Regions from separate parts of the Homo sapiens genome. Here regions 2, 3 and 4 are each linked to region 1. A link is an interaction called in ENCODE POLR2A ChIA-PET data of the cell type or tissue named here. Cell type or tissue: MCF 10A. All regions are shown on one strand. Region 1 has its middle 110 kb from the start of GALNT15. Region 2 holds the start of ANKRD28 (ankyrin repeat domain 28). Region 3 has its middle 26 kb from the start of GALNT15. Region 4 overlaps GALNT15 (polypeptide N-acetylgalactosaminyltransferase 15).

Region 1 (4,000 bases):
TTAGCCAATGGAATGTGAGTGAAAGTGATAATATGGCAAAGTTTTGGGTCTGTCTTAAGTGACAGTACTTGATTCTGTTTGCCTGTCTTGTATCTCTACCATTACCATGAGAAGAGCTTGTCCTGGGAAGCTCCTGCCTCCTAGCAATGATGAACACACATGGAGTAGACATGAGCCCCAAATCAGTGAGGAGCCAAGCCCAGCTGTACCTTCAACTTGCTTCAGAGATACCTAGCTGATGCTAGACTAGATTAACAGAACCACACCCAACCTTTGAACACACAAGCAAGAATTAATGATTGTTGTTTAAGTCACCGAGTTTTGGGTTGATTTGTTACCCAGCAATAAATGGCTGCTACAAATAATAATAATAATAATAGCCAATTTGCCTATGACTTGACCAGGATCATTCAGCTAGTGACCAGTGCAGATGGAATTCAAATCTGCCTCTAAATTCCATACTCTTAATCACTTCCTTATATGATCTTGAGAAATAAACCTAGTTAATACTTAGGTGAGTTATTTTCAGGCAGAAATTTTTATCCTGGAATTAAGACAATATGAGAAAAGACATACATTTCTTTTCACATGGATTACAGGGAAGAGGAGAGCTATAGTCATACCAGAATAATTCACTCATAAGAAAATTCAGTCAGGGCCCCCAGATCTGACAGAGAGGGAACAGCATATTAAAACAGAAAACTAGAAGAAAGCAGGATTCAGGATTTAAAAATAGCAGGCCATAAAAAGTACAGATGAAGGGCTGCCCAGTATGACCACTATCATGCTAGAATTTGTCTGCCTCTTACTATCTTTGTGGTCTTCTCTGTGCCTTAGCTTTTCATCTATGAAATAGGAATAATGAAAGTAACTACTTCATCAGGCTGTTCAGAGGATTGAATGAGTTGGTGTGTGTCAAGTGCTGGGAAGAGTGTCTGGCACATTGTAAGCAGTGTATGCGTGTTAGCTTAGTGGTGCCTCTAGAAGGGAGCACCATACTTAACTATCTGCCTGGTATTTCTGACTCCACCACTGTGATGGTTTTGTATTGTGTCAACTTAGCTACTAGAACTACATTTCCCAGAATTCCTTCCCCTGTATGGTCTAGATTAGGAGTGCCATGTGAGGAATCTGCGTGAGATTTGGAAGGTGAATGTGGAGCATCAGCCATCACTGTCTGGAGGTCGGTGTCGGACACAAGGGGCTGCTGCAGTCTTCACTCATCACGGACCTACACAGGGCAGCAGCTGGGCCTGCACCTCCTCTCCTCCTTCTGGACCTCCTCCTGTAGCTGCTCTGGCCAGGAGTGTGTGTCACTCCATGATGGAGGATCCCAGCTTGCGGGTCACCGATGTGGTTGAGATTGAGATGGTAGAAGACAGATATGACTTGCAGTTGGTCCCTGTGGATTTCAGTTGGTCCTTATGGATTCCTCTTTGTCTTCACAGATTTTCGTTTTCCTTGCTTTTTTGCACTTCATGCCCAGCTTTCCATCCAAACAGCCTGGCCTGCTGACCCATAGCAACTTCAGGATTGGCCCACCAAATGCAGAGGGAACAGCCTTGCACAGACATCTCCACCAGCTCCCATCATGACTCCAGGTCCAATCTCTATTGCAAATCTGTGTTTTTCTACATCATTCATCGTGGTCATGCTTCCTTGATTGAACCTTGCCTGATACATCCCCCACCACATTGCTCTGTGAGTTGGATATAAGACAGTGGTACCACTGAAAGCTCAAGGTTCTTTTTAACACATTTTGCATTTACTATAACTCTAAGCATTTTGGCTCCCAACTGCCACCCTTTGCCTTCTCTCTATTTCCCCAGAACTTCTCTGTGGGAGGACTTTGAGCAATAAGGAAAGAGTATTGACTGCTGAAATTCCACAGAAAAAATATCCAATTTCTTTCTTCAGCACAGTGATGGGTGGGGTTAACCACAGATTTGTCATCAGATTTTAAAATCAAAGCAGTAAGATTTTCCTAAAAATAAATGAAAAAGAAAAAGAATTCTATTTACCTCAATATTGCTATTTTCACAATTTCCTAGAACAAGTTGTACGGAGTAATACAAATGCTAAGAAGGTGGGTCCAAATGAAATACAGAATTCATAATAAGAGGATGTTGTTACTCAGAAGAAGGACAACCCAGTGTGCTTTGAGATGGTATTGCAGCAATGAAAACAAGCTCAATGTCCATGTCAGATAAACAATTGTCGTCACAGCTCTGGAAGTTTGGGAAGTGACTCATCTTCAGGAATGGGCAGTGAGTGAAGACAACTGTTTACCTCAGCCCTTTGGTGGTTGACACAAACATTCTTTTCTTCCCCTGTGACTTGGCCACTGGGAGATGCTGTTGCAGCCACGTGCATCGGCACCCCAGCTTCCACCACATAGATGCTCACCTCTCCTGCCCCGTGATGCCTTACACTCTCTGCCCTCAGGTTCTTACTGTCCTTAGGGGTGGAAAATCTCTAAAATCAGTGGATTTCCTGGTAAATGGGGGAGAAAATAATTCAGGAAGCCTCTCCTTGCAAGGAGGGACCATTGTTAGGAACTTTTGGTCTGAGATGCTATGGCTGAGTCCAGGGGGGCAACAAAGAACAGACCAGTTCCAAACTCGATCAGCTAGCAAAAAAAAAAAAAAAGAAAAAAAAGAAAGGGACTAAAGGGGGTGTAGAGACTCTGGTGGAGGCAGGGCAGAGCCAAAATCAGGGAGAGGATCCTCCCCTGTCAGTGGGAGGTAGTGATTGCTGGAGTCAGGGCCACAGCAAGGTCAGGGATGGAGGAATGGAGAATTCATGCAGGAGAAGCTTGGCTGGAGCTGCAGTGAATCAGAGGGTGCATCACCAGCAGGGCTCTGGCTAGCTGCACTGTTGTCTTTTTCTGCTTTATCTGAGTTGTTTCATTACCAGGACCCAGAATTTCTACTGCTATAGCCATAGAGGGCTGACTGCTCAGGAAGCAGGGTGGCAGTGGAGGCATGTCATCCAGAGAAGTGCACATCCTTGCACCAGGACACATGAACAACAATGTTCACAGTGGCATTGCTCATAATAGCTCCAAATGAGAAACTAACCAAACGACATCAACGTCAGAATGGATCAAGAAATGGTGGTATATTTATAAGTAAACTGCAGCTGTTTATACAGTGGAATACTATATTCATTTCCTAGGGCTGCCATAACAAATTAGTACAAACTGTGTGGCTTAAAATAACAGGAATTTATCATTTCACAATTGAGGAGGCTAGAAGTGTAAAATCAAGGTATCAGGAGGGTTGGTTCCTTCTGGAGGTTCTCGGGGAGAATCTGCTCCATGCCTGTCTCCCAGCTTCTGGTCTTTGCCTGCAATCCTTGGCATTCCCTGGCTTGTAGCTGTCATCACTCCCATCTCTGCCCCCATCTTCACATGGTACTCTCCCTGTTTCTCTCAATGTCTTCACATGAACATCTTATAAAGACAACAGTCATCAGATTAAGGGCCCCCCAATCCGGTATGAATCATTTTAACTGATTACATCTGCAAAGGTCCTGTTTCCAAATGAGGTCACTTTCTGAGGTTCTATGTGGATGTGAACTTTTTGGGGGACACAATTCAATGAGTGCAAATACTATACAGCCATGAAAATGAATGAACTACGGCTGCATGCAACATGGCTGAAACACAGACAAAATATTCAGGAAAAAAAGTTACACACAAAAGAGTATGCACTGTGGTGTTACACTGTAAAACTCAAAGTTAGGAAAAGTTAAACCATAGTGCTTAGGAATGCATAGTTTGGTGATATATAGGATATATGTATCATATTATAATGAAAAACAAGTAAATGATTCCCATAAAAGTCAGGATATTGGTTACTTTTAGAAGGGAAAGGAGTATGAGAGGGGGTTCCTGGGATGCTGGAATGTTCTCTTTTTTGACATGGCTGGTGGTTGCAAGACTGTTTTTTGATATTCCATGAAGCAGTTTTATTTTCTGTATGCCTGCTGTTTTTCA
Region 2 (4,000 bases), 260 kb before region 1:
CCAAAACAACAATACACACTCGACTCATTCGATCTTTTAAAACACTAAATTCCAAGCTATGTGATAAAAGTCACAGTTGGAAGAGCACAAGTAGTTTTTCCTCCTCTTCTGTACAACACTTACAAACATTCTCTGAACAGCACAGCTGGGTTTTTTTTTTTTTTAAAGTTAATAAGTACTACTGGAAAAACAAGTTTAAAATTATGACTACATAATTTGTAACTTCCTAAATATAACGAAATTCTATTATTTCTGTTGGATTACTGCAATACTTAAGAAGAAATTTCACACCAACATGTCAATAACTAAAACTGAGTCCAAGCTCATTTAAAAATATTTTTCCTCTACCAAAATAGTCTTATTGCTCTATCTCTGAAATTTACTTGCACAAAACAATCATTGTTTTTGGTGACACAACACCACACAATATAGAATGAAATGAGAAACAACTGCTGTGACAGAGATGATCACAGCGATACCCACTCTTGCCTGCAAGGTCATATAGTTACCAGTAGCTGTTTTGCTTATAATTGAAAATAAAAAATAAAATCTCACTATTCTGTTTCCACTTCTAATTTGTCTTCATTTCTTCATCACTGGTTTAATGCAGATACTATTCACAGAAAAAAGATCTAGAGCTCAGCACAAATCCTGAAAATGAAGCTCAGAGGTTAACAATTCTTTCAGTGTTTGGGAAAGGGGCAAAAAACAAAAACAAAAAAAAAAAAACCACTCTGCATTAATAGCAAAGCTGCAGTACGTTTACATGTGATGAGTCAGACCACAAGAGACAATACGACTCTTGGTACTAGAATACAGCTTGATTAATCCAGGTTTCCCATATAATAGAAGAAACACAGTTAGCTTTATTCCCATCGATAGCATAAGCAAGGCAGAGCGTTCATTCTTTCTCCATCAGGCAGTTGTCTGTGGCTGCTCCAGCAAAAGGGCACAGGCACCAGGCAGAAATGGTGTTAGTGGAGAATCCTAGTAGAACAAGCAGGCTGTGAAGGAATTAGAAGGCATTTGAGCTCAAATTACTGCTTCAGGCTTTTTGTTTTCTTTAAAAAAAAAAAGGGGGGGGAAAAACATAGTAGTGTATCATTCCAGTGTTTCCTTTGATCTCCACATGAATACAGCTTCCATTAAACAGTCTTCATTCAGAGAAAAAAATAGCAGACTGTGCATCTTCTTTGAGCCAACTACTTTATTCAGTCATCTGCCTCTTTGCCAATATAGTTTCCTTCCACTGTGAAAACCGCCACAGTTATCCTTTTCAGATTTCAAATGCTTTCCTGTTCCTCAGATGATCTTGCAAAACACCACTGACATCCCCAAATGAGTAGGTCCTTAAAAAATATCTATAGAACCTCAGTATCAGTCCCACAGAAGCATTCCAACGGAGCAACAGTCTGAAGAGCAAAGACTGCAGACCCACAGGATGAAATGCCTAGTAATGCTCACATGTTACACTTACCAGAGATCTGAGCTACTTCTCGGGATGTAACTTCCTCTAGCAGGAGAAAAAAATAGTGCATTTGGACAGCCTTCACAATTAGAAGGTTCATGCCAGTTCTGTGACTAATCCAAATCAAACTAAAAAATTCTATAACTGAAAAATGAGTGCGCTTTTAACATTTTCCACTAAAAGCCACAAGGAAATCTGGTGTACTGCCTCTGCTGACTAACAGTGGTTTTAGCAAGTAAACAATTCCAAACGGCTTAACTGCTTTCGTGTGTTACAATAAAGCAAATGTTTAACCCTATAATGACAGTTGCAGTAAGAATATGCCTGCAATGGACTCATAAAAAAGGTTTAAAGATGGAGAAATATTTTATTAGATTATAAAAACCATGAAATTGTTTTATTCATATTTTTACCAAGATCAGTTTTAATCTGCCAGGTGTATTTTATTTTCTAGAATGCAAAGCTTAAACAAATGAAATTTAAGATTGTCTAACAATTTCTAAATTGGTGAATTTAATCAATCATTGATTCATATTTTAAAGGGAAAAGCAAAAATTTCATAATGTAGAAATCCTAACTCTAAAATTATATAAATCATTTGATTTTTCACTGAAGAAATAAAATAATCCTACCTTCCCATTTGGATAGGGAATAAAGCCTTAAAAATCTGTTAAAGAGGTACATGAAAAAAAAAATGTCCTTCGTCCTGAATTACCTATGTCAAAAGGGCACAGGGTAATACAAATAATCTCCCTCCCTATAAATTTCCCAAAGCCATAAATAAATGTCAAAGCCAATCATTTCATCGTTTTTTTTCTTCTTTCTCTGTTTACCCAACATGGGGGATATTTCTCAAGAGAAAACTTACAAAGAAAATACCATGGTCCCCCTTCAATCTGTGTTCTTCATATTAACTAGCATTTTTATTAATAAACAATAATAAACATAATAGTTACTTTTGAACATCTGTGATATGCTATGTGCTGTACATTCTCATTTAATACAATAACCTTGCTGTATTCCCATTATAGAGGGAAAAACAGACTCAGAAATGATGTATTTTACCCAAAGTTGTATAAATTAATAAAGTTGTGTGTTATTTTAAACACATACTCTTTCTAATCTATTCTGCTATCACTGAGTACACACACATACAGACACACTCTCTTCTCTCCACTCATCTCCAGATCTTTGCAACCTGTAATACTAGCTTATAAAAGTGATCTTAACAAACAGGTAACCTATAAAGGTTGTGAAAAGTTTAGGTAACAAAGGAATATACTATTTATTGCTATATTCTAAAACGAGTTATTTTTAAATGGGTACTTCAAAGCAAGTCTTAAAACCATAAAAAGGAAAAAAAAAACAAAAAATCCCAGCATGATACAAATATAAGAATGTCAGAATTTAAAACAAGAACCATTGAAAGCTATAAAATGTATCAATCTATGGAAGAAGCAATAACTCTAACATATTTGTACCAATTAAAACATGCTAACAATTCATTAGTTATATTTTAAAATATATAAAATACTTTTATGCCAAATTAAAGGTATGTAAATATTGAACATACATCAATTATGTTATCCATCTCCACATAGCTGAATCAAAAAATCTTAATATTTGAAATATCTGAAAGTGAAACAACTATAGTAACAATATCCTATATTTCATCTTCAGGGTTCCCAAGCCCACAAAGCAAAATCTCTTTTTATCTTAACAATCTTAACTTGTTCCAAAGTATCTAGTACCTAAGTTCACCTACTTAGACTTAAGCAGGTACATCCTGTTTCTTGTTCTAAGTCAACCTCCACACTTAGGTCTTTCCCAACCAGAAAACAAACTCCTTGAAGGTAGGGACTGTGTTCATACATATTGTCTCCTTCCACTTTCTTCCACCTATAAATAATTTCATTGAAATGAATTCTGTCGTCACGAGACTCTGGAAGGGTGGAGATTTATAAACAAGAATAGTGGGGGTGTGTTGGTATACATATATTTTAACCAGAAAATATAGGTGGCATTAAGGTGCAACAAAGTGAGTTTCATATCTCTAATAAGTGAACAATTAAAATTTCAGAAGTTGACAGGATATAAAACAAAGGTATGGGGTGATGGTTAAAACTAAGGGCTCAGGAGTCAGCCCACCTGAAGTTCAATTCTGCTTCCATCATTTCCTAGCTGTGTCCTTGGACAAACCACTTAAATTCCCTAAGCCTAAATTTCTTGACACTTATATAAGAAAAAAATAACCTGCAAAGATTTTTGTCTAAGAGAAATAGAGTAACAGTACAGTGCTTGAGAATGTAGGCTATTTTGTGGTCAAATTGCCTGAAGTTCTAATCCAGGCTTCCCACTAACCTAATTCTGGGATCCTGGGCTACTCACTTATTTAGTAACCTCTCTGTGCTCATTTTAACATCTATTAAATGACATTAACAGAATTTACTTCATAGTGTTGTGAAATCTAAACAAGATAACCTTACTGTTATGGATATTTGGGATAGCTGAATGATATCCCTTGTGAAGCCA
Region 3 (4,000 bases), 88 kb after region 1:
TTTTTTTGGAGGGACAGGGTCTCATTATATTGCCCAGGCTGGTCTGGAATTCCTGGCCTCAAGTGAGTTTCCCATCTTGGCCTTTCAAGTAATCGGAATTATGGACATGCACCATGGCATAAGCAGGTATTTTAAGACCCAAAAGAATATCAGCCCTGTTCTATTTTCTTGATTATCAAAGCATTTGGCACTGCTTTTGATGATCAATTTAAATATTTTCTCTCCAGGTTCTTGCCATTTAAAGACTAAAACTCTGAAAGCTCCTGGTTTCACAGACAATGATCAGGAGGCTCTATTGACTGTCCAATTGGAATATTCTTGCACTGTGGATACTGTGAGTCTGATGACTAACCATGTTCCTTCCTTTACACTGGCTGCTAGGAAGCTCAGAGTCAATTTGTAGCTCACTTCTAGGAATTGTACAGATTTATACTTACTTTGCTAACTTCATTTCTGTTTTTATCTTACTTCCTGAGCCTACTTTCCCTTCAACCCCATGTACTTAGCTATTTATTTTGTCTGATTGAATTGAATGTATACACCAGCTGCCACAAATCCTTTCAGAAGTGAAGAAGGGAATAATAAATAAACAAATAAAATGCAAATGGTAATGCTATTATTAGGAAGAGGCAGAGCTTCTGGTTTTTGATGCAAAGCTACCTCCTCAGGTTGCAATGCTTTTCTCCCTGACTCATGCAGAAAAAGTACTAATGCCCAACCCAGGAAGTGCCTTTCAGCCTTCTCTCTGACACTGTCTTCTGGCCTCTTCACACAGCTGTGGTAGACACTTGCCTTCAACAGCACACCATCCTCCCCAGTCAAGGCTATGATTCTCTCTACCGGGTTACAAGCTCAACTCAGGACTCTAGGAGAGTGATTTCACTGCTGGGGTGGAGTGTTGCCATAGTTGTTCCAATTAATTTATTTGATTTATTTTCAGGGTTATGAGAAGGGCTTTTGATATCAATATGCAAATGTAATTTAAAACTTAAATCAATATTCTGAACCAAGAGCATGGGCATTTTTAACCGGAATGCAGGATAGTCTTAAATGCCTGAAGTTACAGCTCTTTGTGACTGATGACTTGATTCTCCATGGAGTTTTATTTGCAGATGCCAGGAACTTGGTTATTCCAAGAGCTCTATTGTTCAGAAAGCAAGGAGGCTATGTAGGGTGTTCAAGATGTCTTCACTTTCTTCCAGCTGCATGACTATTCAGAGGTTCTGTACAAATGGCTAAGGCAAACCCTCCATATTATAAGCAACATTTACAACTCAGTCCATGAACTGTATGCCCACTTTCCATCATAGAATCCTAGTGCTGAAAATTATCTGGGTGAACATCCAATGCAGCCCTTTCATTTGATGAATAAATAAGCTGAAGGGACTTGTCCAGGATCCACATAGGGAATGAGTGGCAGAGTTTGGACTGGGATCCAATCCCACTCACAACTCTGACCAACCCAGAATCAGGCGCATAAACTTCAATTCTAGCCTCCTCAGACAAGCTTACCAGGGATTTCCTCCAGTCCTACTCTACTTCCAACCTACTTCATATATTCAAGGTACCCTCCTGATGCATTCTATGCCCCAAACCATCTGAATATACGGCCTTCTGAACCCATAATTGAACATGAGGCCTAACTGAAGGCTCCCGTGGGCAATGGGAACTCTGTGTAGGGGAACTCAGCCTTGCCTCCTCTCTCGAGTCAGGGAATGCCTACATTCTGGACCGATGAACACCTTGCTTATTAGCAAGTTTTCTCCAGCCTTGCACATTGCCTCTTTCAGGGACCATCTCATGTTTCCAGGAGAGTACATGATTTTCAAAAGCCCCCTTTAGAGACAGTCCCACCCTTGCAAATTGGCACACAGTACAAAGAACATTCAAGGAGTAAAGCCCAGCCCACGCAGCTCAGGGACCGTTGCCCTCCTTGTCCTCCTGAGACTGCATTTCCTACAACACCTCACCCTTCCCCTTCCAGGTGCTCTGCGAGTTTGGGGAGAGGTGTTTGGTAAATTGACAGCATCTGGATCATATCAGAGATTTAAATGTCAAGCTAAAGATATTTTCTAGTCTTTCCCAGAGGGCTAAGATTTGAGTGCTCATCAATTCATCTCCTCCCTAACTACTTGGATTTTACACTGTAAATGTTCACAGATTAGTTGTTTCTAGTGCCTCTCCATCTCAAACGGTAAAGTGGAAGCGCTCAGGCCCCACCAAGCTGCCAAGAAGTCAGGAGCTGTAGGCGTGTGACCCATTGTTTTGGTGTTCAAGATTATAGTAACGCTGGCTGGAGTTTATTTCACACATCCACCCTGCTGTCTCTGGCTCTGATCCAGCCTACAGAAGGGAGGCAGAAGATCTTTTTAAATGATGGTAAACAATGAGGTCACAGCCCAGAACAGCCCAGCCCTCCTGGCCCCAGCCAAGAAAACACATTCTTAATGGTTACAGGAGCCCTATGGTTTGCTCTAAGTCAAGGAGTCATGGCTGGTAGGATGAAACAGACTGGGACTCACAAATTAGGAGATCCACTTAAGGGCAGTGGCTTGGAACTGAAGAATTCTCACGAGTCCCCAGATCAGGACCCCAGGCTCTAAACTCTAGCACCTAATGCAGTACCCAGCACATAGTAGGTGGTCAATAACCCCAGGGGCCTTCCTCCCTGGGCTGTAATTCCACAACCCAACACAGCACCTGGAACATAATTGGTAGTCAATAAATGTTGGTGAATTATTGCATTCATAAATCAATAACTGGATGGATAGATGTGTGGAAGGATAAATGGATGATTCGATGAATGTTGTTAAACCTTGACTCAAAACTATCAAGTCAAAAAAGTGGACTCAGCTCCTTGCAAGGCAATTCCTTTATGGGTTGAACCCTTACTCTTATTGGCACAAAATTCTCCCACTGATTGAACCAAAATCTACCATATTGTACCTTGCCCTTGGCAGTTCTAGTTTTCTCCTATCTTTCTGCTCTTTCTAGAGAGAACTTTCTTTCTTTTTTTTTTTTTTTTTGAGACGGAGTCTCGTTCTGTCGCCCAGGCGGGAGTGCTGTGGCGCGATCTCCGCTCACTGCAAGCTCCGCCTTCCGGGTTCACGCCATTCTCCTGCCTCAGCCTCCCGAGTAGCTGGGACTACAGGCGCCCGCCACTGTGCCCGGCTAATTTTTTGTATTTTTAGTAGAGACGGGGTTTCACCGTGGTCTCGATCTCCTGACCTCGTGATCCGCCCGCCTCGGCCTCCCAAAGTGCTGGGATTACAGGCGTGAGCCACCGCGCCCGGCCTCTAGAGAGAACTTTCAAAGGCAAAGCAGACCCCTTCTGCATTCTCATTCTCTTCAGTAGCATTAGAAACTAGTAAGAAATGCCGTATTTTTTAGCTGTAGAATCACAAGGGTAAACTTGAGGAAATCAACAAGTCTTTATTTCCTCTAAGACTCCACCGGTTCTGGTTTTCCCATGCATGAGTGGAATGTTGTATCTGAAGAGTCCTAGGTCTGGGTCCTTGCTCCCTGTACCAACAGCAGCCATCTCTATATCAAGATGGCAGCCACAGAACACCGAAGCCCCTGGACACTTCAGTGACTTTGTAGTGTGTCAATTAGCTAGGCCAACCTACTCTTTCCAGAATCTTCTTTCGTATGTGTTTTCAGTTAGAGTGGGTATATTTTCCCCAGTTCAGATATTTGAAAGGATCTCCTAGGCTCTACAGAGTATACTCACATAAGGCTTTTATTTAAAGGCAACAGGGAATGAAAGAGAATGCAGGGAAGCAGTGTAGGTCTGACAGGCATTCTGCAGCACCAGGTTTGTCCACAAGGGCCCAATCTTTGTGCCCACAGCCCATGTTGAATCTCTGGATTGAACTGCCAAGATCTGTGCTAGGAATCTTGGCTTCAGGAGAACCCACTGCAAAGAGCTATGTGGCTCTGTAAGTAGGCAAGTCTGGCTGCTCAAACTAGTGAGGCCAGGTGCAAACCACCAATAAAG
Region 4 (4,000 bases), 120 kb after region 1:
AGGGGTCAGAGGGAAGGGCAGGGGCGGGAGAGTCGCCTTGGCTGCAGCTTTGTTGTCAAGTAGAAGATGGTGTTGCAATCCACGCGGGGTCCACTCAGTTCCCTGTGAAGACTCTGTCCTGCCAGGCCGTGATTCACCCCAAGATGACTCCCCACACCCCTTGTTGGCTGTGATAGCCTGGCCTGCAAAAGAGGAAGGAGGCAGCTGACAGGGCATCAGTAAATCCAAGAGAGCAGACATGCCCTTCGGGATGAGGGACAAGAACAGGAACAAGCTGGGCTTGAGACCTGGGGCTGGAACTTAGCTCAATTCCCCCCACAAGAGAGGGAAGACAACCCAGTATGGGCAGTGTGAGTGGTGCTTATGGGGCCTGGCTGTCCAAGTCGTGAAGGGATGCCACAAACACCAACCTTCCAGCCCTCGAGTCCACAGTGGCCGCAGCAGAGGCAGTACCTCCTCTGGACCTCCACTCTGGATCCATCACCCCGCAGTGGGGTTGCAGCGTAGACAGAGCTGACTATATAGCGCCCTTTTTTGGGTCAAATGCATTCATGGTAACAAGTGTGGTAGGGTCTTACCCTGCACTTCAGGACAAACCCAGCTGGCCTTGGGGGTTAGATTAGATGTGGTTAATCTGCACCTTGTCCTGGGGTGGGAGGAATTGATGTTATTTACTCCAGTGCCACTCACAGTGTGGTCCTCAGACCTGCAGCCTCAGAAATGCAGACCCTTCAGACCCCACTTAAACCTACTAGATGAAATCTCTACTTTAACAGGATCCCTAGGTGATTTCCATTCATGTTAAAGTTTGAGAGCCATTATGAGGCCAGTGGTTCACAGCCCCCACTCACATTAGAACCAATGAGTCGTCATGTCAAGGCTCCAAAGCAGACCAAGTAAATGTGATTCACAGGAACTCACTCTCTAAGTGATTCTAATGTGTAACCAGGCTGAGGACCACTGCTTAGGCCACTTTAGGTGACTAAGAACAGAGATGCTCAAGTCACTTAAGGTGATGGAGTTACTGCAAGTTTACACAGGAAGTAAGTAAGGAACAGGGAACTGTCCAGACAAGGTTGAAGGAGGTGGACAGGAGGGAGACCCACGATCCACAGTTCCTTTGGGGACTTGGCCTTCCTGACATCCTGCAGCAGTAGGGGCCCTAGAACCTGGCCAAGTATTCTGTACATCTGTCAGCTCACCTCCTATTGTCTTGTCACTAACAACCACTGCCCTCTACTCTAACTGTGGTCCAGGAACCAACAGCATCAGCATTACCTGGGAGCTCACCAGAAATGCAGAATCTCAGGCCCCACCCCAGACCTACTTGACCTAAGTCTACATTTAATGAGGTCCCGGATGGTTCAAGGGCATATGGACACCGGAGAGGCACTGAGCTACGTCTTGGCTTCTACCACCCCGTCTTTGGGTTACTGTCTGCTCTATGACCTGCTATCAACTGCTCACTTTTTGCATGTCTAAAGCTCACACTTCTTGAGATGGAGGATCTGGCAGGTTTCTCTGGCCGCTAGCCTGGGGAGGCTGTCCCTGTTAGGTGGAACTATGGCTCCAAGATGCTTCATAGGCCTCCGGTCAGTGTTCAGACCAGTGACTCCCAGTGTGTGCCTGTCTCTGGTTCAGAGGTAGATGCCAGGATCAGAGCAAGCCAAGGATCCCCTGAACCCCTCCAGAAGTGAGCTGTGAGAGTTTGGAGAACCTGCACAAAGAGAAGGGGATGGCATGTACCTTGTGACGTCTGTCCACTGATGGAGAATGACAGGCTGGCAGAATCAGCCTCCACTGCAGACTCCAGCCCTTTCCTCCCATCTCTCTTGTCTGCAAGCTTCTTCATCCATTCTTCTAAGGCCTCAGCTCCAGGCTGTGTCCCAGCCCTAGCAGCCTCAGGCCTGGCCTAGAAGTTGGTATGGTGTTCCCAAGATAAGTGCCACCAATTACAGGCAAGCTAGGATTTTCTTGCAATGGAGGAACTTGGCTCTGTGGGATTACTCCCCTGTTAATCTTGACAACCAACTTACACACTTCCTGAGAACAAGTTCAGTGTCTTTCTTCCTTCAGTGAACAAATAGCTATTGAACAACTATCAGAAGTAAGAAGGTAAGCAATACCCAGCCCCAACCCCAAGAAGCTTGGGGTGCACTGGGGGATGCAGACAAGCAAACAGGCTGGTACATCAGTGGGATCAGGGCTGAGATAGAGAAGCCTATCCGAGTGGGGCGCCTCCACTGATTTGATAGGAACTGGGAGTCAGTATCCCCAAAACAGCTTTAGGAAACCTGGCAGAAACCTTTCTACTCTGGCCAGGCAAGGGGAGGGAGGGAAGAGCGTCAGTACTACAGCCAGGCCATCTGGTGCAATGCTGTGACTCATTCTCTTCAGAGCCATCATCCAAATGCATTTTTCCAAGTTCACAGGGGATCCTGGAGCTGCAGGAAAAGAGGGTGTGCATCTGTATGTAAACACAAGACACCAGACTCCTCTGATCTTGGAGTGTGAAGATATAAAGCTAGCCTGCAGAACAGCTCTCTTAGGCTAAGATTATCCCTTTCAATCCAGGACACACCCCTGGGCTGGAGAAAGGTATCAACATCCCTGTGTTGGCTAATTAGGGATTAAGCCCAGGTTGATTTGAGTCCAAAGCCCTTGGTTGTTCCTGTCCCGCTGCTCCCACTCAAAGGATGAACAAAGGAGGTCAGGGGTGGGGTTTTGGACACTTGAGTGACACATACAAACCGAGATAGTAAAATATTCACCGGATATTTCGTTGAAGCAGAGAAGTTAGCCTCATTATTTAACAATAAAAACATACATTTCTTCCTGGATCCTCTGCATAAGTCCCTAGTCACTTGGGGCCTTGCTTTATGATGTTCAAGAGCCTTTGCCATGCTCTGCCTCATTGGTTGGCTCAGCAATGCTATGAATGTCTTTCCTTCAGTTCCTGGTACATGCCAGCCCTTTCCCACCTCTGGGCCTTAGCAGAGGCTGTGACACCTGCCAGGCATGTCATTCATTCCCCACCTGCACTCTCTCTCTGGGCTGTGTCCTACCCACCCTTCAGGTCTTGGCTTTGATTTCACGTCCCTACATCCAGAACGTCTCACTACAGCTGCTGAATAATGATTTGGTTATGTTTAATAGGACATAAACTCCATGCTATTAGGGGCTATCTTAGTTTAGGTTTCCCCTAAAGAAGATCCTGAAAGAAGGCTTCATTTTGCCGGTTATCCCAAGAAGCACGGGTAGGGGCTCAGGAAAGCGGAGCAGAGATGCCTGAGAGAGGCATGTGTTCAAGGCAGCTACCTCTGTGGGCAGCTGGAGCTCAGCCCTTGGAGACAGTGTAGAACATGCATGCATCTCAGCGCTTCCTACCCTCTGCCCTTAGGGGTGAGGGTGCTGGGTGTTTAATAAACCAACTCTTTTCAATCACTGGCTGAGCACAGCTCACTGGGGTGGGGTAGGGGTTAATTTTCCAGCTCTTCAGGGATGCTCTGACTGGGGAAATCACACTGGTCAGCCAGAGAAAGCCCTAGGGCCATTAGAAGTTGGGCCGTCCTGTATCATAATGAGATGGCCCAAGAGGATATGGGCAGGGGCACCACAGATTGTGGTCAGGCATCATGTCTATTTCATTCATCTTTCAGTCCTAACACATAATAGGCTGTCAATAAATATCTGTTAAATGACTTGATAGAGAGATGGAAGGTGAAGATTAAAGAGAAAATCAGAATGAAGATAGGCAGTCCTGTCTAGAGCCTCCTCAATGAATAAATATCCTGTTTCCTTACTCTGAGCTTCCTGGCAGCCACACTGAAAAATAAAAAAAGACGATATTCTTATTTGTATTCTTCATGAGGAGGAAGCACACTGTTGCTCAGATGAAGGAAAGTATTTTGTGGCACTTATATCTGCAAGGACTTTTCTTCCAAAGCATCAAAGTGGAGATAACAAGTGACAGGGGGACAACATCCTCAATAAGTTCCCT

What was found. Peaks named below come from ENCODE experiments on the same cell type or tissue, not always from the same donor. Only the 100,000 strongest peaks of a DNase experiment are listed, where the experiment ranks them.
Region 2: POLR2A ChIA-PET joins it to region 1 with 10 read pairs; 4 of 35 experiments call an interaction of 5 or more read pairs at or near these places.
Region 3: POLR2A ChIA-PET joins it to region 1 with 10 read pairs; 6 of 35 experiments call an interaction of 5 or more read pairs at or near these places.
Region 4: POLR2A ChIA-PET joins it to region 1 with 13 read pairs; 7 of 35 experiments call an interaction of 5 or more read pairs at or near these places.

Annotation. Positions count from the first base shown.
Region 1 is chr3:16,058,256-16,062,255 of GRCh38, forward strand. No RefSeq gene overlaps it. Among named protein-coding and RNA genes, the nearest start is that of GALNT15, 110 kb to the right of the region's middle. RefSeq lists an enhancer at 1,396-2,595. In MCF 10A, no CTCF peak of the experiment used is centred here; DNase peaks (open chromatin) are centred at 2,266 and 2,796.
Region 2 is chr3:15,796,494-15,800,493 of GRCh38, forward strand. ANKRD28 (ankyrin repeat domain 28) reads right to left here and starts at 1,486. Exons shown (of 28, transcript NM_001349278.2): 1 at 1-1,486. The coding sequence starts at 28. In MCF 10A, a CTCF peak has its summit at 1,647; DNase peaks (open chromatin) are centred at 788 and 1,578.
Region 3 is chr3:16,146,680-16,150,679 of GRCh38, forward strand. No RefSeq gene overlaps it. Among named protein-coding and RNA genes, the nearest start is that of GALNT15, 26 kb to the right of the region's middle. In MCF 10A, no CTCF peak of the experiment used is centred here; a DNase peak (open chromatin) is centred at 2,302.
Region 4 is chr3:16,181,457-16,185,456 of GRCh38, forward strand. All of the region lies in intron 1 of GALNT15 (polypeptide N-acetylgalactosaminyltransferase 15), which reads left to right. Among named protein-coding and RNA genes, the nearest start is that of GALNT15, 8.8 kb to the left of the region's middle. In MCF 10A, no CTCF peak of the experiment used is centred here; a DNase peak (open chromatin) is centred at 2,385.